Linked DNA regions of Mus musculus: region 1 is linked to region 2. A link is a contact called in ENCODE Hi-C or POLR2A ChIA-PET data. All regions are on one chromosome and are shown on one strand. The core of a region is the stretch at or near the end of the contact, and the rest is flanking DNA. Distances in the headings are between cores, read along the strand shown. Region 1 overlaps Gm32200 (predicted gene, 32200). Region 2 holds the start of Ppp2r5a (protein phosphatase 2, regulatory subunit B', alpha).

Region 1 (2,733 bases), core at 147-2,646, 40 kb after region 2:
CTCTCAAGCCACTGGCACCTGTCCCAGCACACACTATCCCTCTGGCATGCTGGTGAACTCCTTGAGGGTCTGGATGAGGACTTAATGGCATTGTGCCTCTGAGCCTGGCACAGCATGGTACTCCAACCGTGACTGATTCTGCTGACTTGTGAGAGTGTCCTCTCCTTGCAGATCCAGCATAGCCAGTTTGGACCAGCAGTGAGCAAGCAGCTGGGCCAGCAGCTGAGCTCCCCTCCCCCATGGCAGCCTTCCCAAGCACTTCTCCCTGGAGAGCACAAAGCCAGTTGCCAGCCTCAGGGGAGCCTTGTTATCTCCTTCCTCTGCTCACAGGTTAGAAGATCATGCCCTGATAGCTACCCAGAGAACGGCCTCGGACATTATCAGTGCTGATGAAACTCAGAGGCTCACTCTGAGTGACAACTCCTTCCAGGGAGCCTGTATTCCCAGGACAACCCAAGTCCCACACCCTGGCTTTCCTGTCCAATGCACCTTCTGACACATCTGTGCCACAAAACACAGGACTGATGGCTCAGCAGCCACCAAGACACCTTCATATGAGTGGAGAGAGGTAGGCTGCCAGAATAACTCCGAGCAGGAAGCTCCTGGGAATCGGCCATATGCTTAGAGTCCCAGGTGCCACAGGTAGAGATTTGGAGTTGGTTTTATTCCCTTGGCATTCTCCTGGGGCATTCTCTAGCCACACTAACAGCTGGGGTCCTGCGCACACCACCTGTGATCTACAGACAAGCATCTTAACAAGTATTAACTCATTTAATCAAAGCCCACTGATACAGGTAGCGTTCATCTCTACCTGTGTTACAGTGCAGGAAACCGAGGCACGGTCGTTTGCTCAAGACCACACAGCTCCTAATAGGCAGGTATACACAGTTTAAGCAGGAGATGGGCACACAAAACCATATCATTTCTACGCATTTTATTTAATTCTTATTTTATTTTTTTGTTTTTGAGACAGGGTCTTTCTATGTAGCCCTGGTTGTCCTGGAACTCACTATGGAGACAAAGCTGAGCTGCTCTCGCAGAGATCTGTCTGGCTCTGCTTCCCAGCACTGAGATCAAAGGCACGCACAGCTACGCCTGGCTTTGTTTGTTTTTTAATTTGGGGGCACAGGGTGCTTTTTGAGACAGGGCCTCTCTCGCGAGTGAGACAGTGACTCTGCACACTGGCTTCCAGTGGTCTTGTTTTGGAGATTAGAAGACTAGAGCACAGGTTAACTATGTTCAGATCTCATAGTTAACGACTGGAGGGTAACACAGCAGGTCTGTAAAGCCCCATCCCACTCCAACAAGCAGAGTGAACTATGAAACCACAGGGAAAATGCTCAGGGGGCTTAGGAAAGGACAAGGCATGACCACACACACTGGGAAGGGCAAATCAAACCAGCTGGAAGTGACACTCGGGACTCAGAGGCAGGAGGCCCAGGTGCCAACCCTCCAGTCACTTGCCCTTTTGGTACCTCAGGCCGCAGCAATTAGCCAGACTGGGCATGTGATTGAAGTCTGGTGCTGGTTAATCTAGACACTCTTGAGAGCAGAGCCTTGCTGAAGAATGGTCCTGAATGCAGACAAGGCTCAAATGGGAATTCTAAAGGTTTTCTAATGCTCCCCATTCACCCCCTTGGACATTCCATTTCTTTTGTTTGTCTTGTTCTTTCCTCTTTTCTTCTTCCTCCTCCTCTTCCTCCTCCTCCCTCCCTCCTTTCCTCCTCTTCTGCCTCTTCCTCTCCTTCTTCCCTCCCCCTCCCTCCCTCCTTTTTCTCTTCCTCCTCTCCTTCCTCCTCTTCCCCTGGGGTGTTTGGCCCAGGTTCAAGCTATCTTCAGCTCACTGTTACAATTTTAGGGCTGGGAACATGCCAACTCCATGATAAAGTTCTGCCTTGCATGTATAATGCCCTAGGTTCAACCTCCAGTAGTACAAAAGTAAAAAAAATATAAATAAATGCAAAATAAAAGAATAAAAATAAAAAATTGAAAGATGACTATAATCCTAGAATCACAGACCTGGAAGGAGCCTTGGAGATGGCTCAGTGGCCCCTCCCCCTCTCTGCCACTCATCTTCGTTTCTCCTTGCCTAAGGGAAGCTTGCCCTTGTGAATGGGGCTGACCGGTCAGCTGGGGCACAAAGATCTTGGCATTTACCTGGAACCACACAACAGTGGCAGCCGTATAGATGCTGCCCCCTGGAAGGTAGCTTATCTACCTTACTGGGAACATCAGAGATTCTACCTCATCTTTCCCAGAAGACCTGGGAACACAGAAGCAGGTGGGATCTGATGTGGCAGGTTCCAGCAGGTACCTGCAAGATGTCTTTGCTCATGAGAAGCAGAAACGGTCAATGTCTAGGGGGACTCAGAAACCTCACCAAAGAGGAGGCCAGGGAGGGACTTAAGGCCCAGACAAGCGGCAGGCCTCACTGGGAGGCTGCACTGAAGGCAGGCCTCGAAGGCTGCAACCAACTCCTTGACTGACCACGGGACTGGACCCAGTCACACAGCGTGGCATCCCCAGGCTTTCTCTCCACCACGTAGCTGTCCGGGTGGCTCCTACAGGAAAGAACAAACAAATGATAGCTGTAAAATAATCACACTTTTGAATATCATTCTCTTCCTTGGCAAGGCCTTGTTGATCACCCTGCTTTCTTCCAGATTAGGCAAGGGGAATGGGTACAGAACCCAGGGACTCATCCCATGCCAGCTGTGTCTGAGGCCCAACGTC
Region 2 (2,700 bases), core at 127-2,626:
AGTAAACAACTCATGAAAAGCCTCCAAACCGGGTGAGAAAAGAGAGCCAAAAGGAGTGCCAAGCACTCCTGCGAGGCATTAGGCACGGATACCAATCTGAATTACTTACAAAACCTTACAAAGTCCTTGGAAGCATAGCCGCGCTAACCAAGTTCCCGTTCCACGGCAAAGAAATTACTCTTCCTTCATAACCTCTCCAAAGACAATCGAGGTCTTCTGAGGTATAACATTTACGTCTAACGAGACAGTAAGATCTGTCACCTGGTCCCGGTTTTAAGCTAGTTCTATATAGCTACGTCTAAAGGCCAGCTAACTCGGCAGCAGTTTGTTTGGACCCTGGATGTGACAACTGAGGGACAAACAGAGAAAGAGAAGAACTAGCTAAGCTTGGAGAAAACCAGGGTTGAGGCTCAGCGAGGCAGGGAGTCGAAAGACTGGACGAGGGAAGGGAGCGCAGGTACCTCTGGGGACCCTGAAATCGCCAAGGCAAGGGCAGGCGGGGCAAGCGCGCAGGTGGGAAGGGGAGTAGGGCTTGCCCCGGGAGCGCGGGCCAGGGGCGGCCGGGGGTTACCTTTGAGCTGGGGCAGGGGGTGCAGCTCCGCCTGGCTGCCCTGGCTGCGGAACTGCGACGAGCCCTGAGAGCGCTTCTGCCTCTGCGCCTTGCGCACCGATTTCCGGGTGAAGCCGTCCACTTTCTCCGAGGCCGAGATGGCGGCGCAGGCAACTGGTGCGGGCGGCGACGGCGACGACATCTCGGCGACCCGGGCGATCGGCGCCTCCCGCGGCGGCTGGCCCGGGCAATCGGCGGGGGACGGGCACGGCGGGCCTGCGCCCCTGCGCCCCGGGCCCCGGCCGCGCCGCCCTCGCGCTCCGCGAGCTGCTCCTCACCCGACAGCGCCTCACGGCCGCATCCCCGCGCCGCGCGGCCGCCTCCCGGGGCTGGCGGAGGGGAGGGCGGGGGCGCGCGGGCCGCACAAGTTGCTGACGCCCGGCGACGAGGGCGGGCGGAGGCGAGCCCGAAGTTTGGACGGCTGGGGCGAGCGCGCGGGTGCGGACGCCGGGCGCGCCTCGCGGCCCCTTAGCGCGCGGAGTCCGGACAGGTCTTCAGCGGCTGCCGCCCGCGCTGTCCGCCCGGCCGGGAGCCTCCTCCCGGGGCGCTTCCATCGCGGGTCCGCGCGAGCCGCTGCCGAGCGCTCGTTCTCCTGTCAGCGATGGCCCCTCATCGCCCGGGGCGGCCACCCGTACCCCGATCCTTGGATCCTTGGATCCCTGGAGCGTCGCCCTCGCTCAGCCTCCCGCGCCCACCGGCCGCCCACGGAGCACGCCCGGGAAGCAACTGCTACAACTTGAGAGGGTGGCTGGTTCGGGTGAGGGGGGACTCGGTGCGCGTGCGTGCGCGCTCCCGCGGCCCGGGGGAGGTCCTCGCGGGGGGTGGAGGAAGGAGTTTGACTGACAACTTCCGCGGGGTCCCACTAGCCTCCGGAGTCTCCGGAGGGGGCCGGGGCGGGAAAGCATGCCAGTGCCCTCGGCCAATCGCAGGGCTAAGCGGCAGACGGGGGTGGGGGCGTGGCCTCCCGGCTGTCTATCAAGAGTCCATAGCTGGGTGGGAGGGAGGGGCTACGTGACAGACGCGGGCCACAACCAATCGCAAGTGAAGGCAGTGAGCGGGGTGCCTTGTGCGTCACAACTGTAAAGGAAAGCTCTCGGGAGGGAGAAAGGGGAAACGCCGCGCCGCTGTCGGCTCTTGTGTACGCCTGCGCTAGGCTCCAGGCTGGGATTGTTCTCCAGACAGCGCGTTAAGAGGGAAACTACACAGGCAGCTCAGAAAGCAGAAGAGCGTCCTCCCTCTCTTTGCGCCCTGCTTACCAATGAGAACATGAAGCGAGGGCCGGGGTGCCCAAGAACACCAAGCATTGCGTCAGTCGAACGGGGGCGGGGCCAAGGTCGTGTCAGAGCAACGTGATTGACAGGCGAAGGAGCCCCGGGAGAGAAATGAGCTTGTCCAATCGGAGCGCGGGGCTACGTTCTTGGGCGGGCCTTCTCCTCTCCGGTCCTAAACCGCGTAATTGGTGGTTGGGGAGTCCATTTGTAGCTCCCGAGGTCTTGGCGCCGCGGTTCGCTGATCGCTGATCTCGCGTGGGGTTTGGGCAAGCTCGTCTCTACCACTTCAGAGAGCTCTGCAAGTCTAGGCCCTCTGAAAAGAAGTTTCCCGTTTCGAACTTAGCCCAAGTTTAACCTCTTCTGCTGAGGCCCTTCAGTCATCTGTAGTCAAGTTCAGATTAGCTGATTTGGGGAATCTCTTCCTAAGAGATTCCGTCTAAGTTTTATATTTAAAGCCAAGAACTGCTCATGTTAGCTTTGGGCATCCGTATGATGCTTCAACAGAAAGTGATCCCGCCTGCCCATAGTGCCCCCTTTGCTCTGCAGTCTCTTCTGCAAGTCCCACACCTTTTCCTTTTGACATAAAAACGGAGGTTAAGTAGGCTGGCCTAATGCTTGAGGAGGATCGAGAAGTATGCAAAAGTAGAGTTCTAAACCTACACTCAAAACATTTGCTTAACCAAATTATATAACAACAGAAGAATGTATAACGGAAATATGGTGTGTATACACATATTTTTCCACCATAAAGAACGAAATAACATGTAGGAAAATAGGTCCAACTGGAGATAATCATATTAGGCTGAATAAGCCAGTTTC

The links. Hi-C counts contacts between places; a loop is a spot of excess contacts on that map. ChIA-PET counts read pairs that join two places held with the same protein, here RNA polymerase II (POLR2A).
Region 1: POLR2A ChIA-PET joins it to region 2 with 31 read pairs in embryonic stem cell. The contact joins the enhancer-like site here to the promoter of Ppp2r5a in region 2. A Hi-C loop is called at or near these places in 2 of 37 maps with a recorded cell type or tissue (both v-Abl transformed pro-B cells). POLR2A ChIA-PET finds 5 or more read pairs at or near these places in 4 of 5 experiments (Patski and embryonic stem cell).

The regions. Positions count from the first base shown.
Region 1 is chr1:191,435,420-191,438,152 of GRCm38, forward strand. It overlaps Gm32200 (predicted gene, 32200), which reads right to left. Exons shown (of 6, transcript NR_151615.1): 6 at 921-2,561. Among named protein-coding and RNA genes, the nearest start is that of Gm31987, 4.0 kb to the left of the region's middle. Within about 2 kb of position 1,397, at least 1 of the 3 ENCODE cell types and tissues checked has a DNase peak (open chromatin) inside an H3K27ac peak, as active enhancers do.
Region 2 is chr1:191,395,665-191,398,364 of GRCm38, forward strand. It overlaps Ppp2r5a (protein phosphatase 2, regulatory subunit B', alpha), which reads right to left and starts at 1,377. Exons shown (of 13, transcript NM_144880.4): 1 at 572-1,377. The coding sequence starts at 752.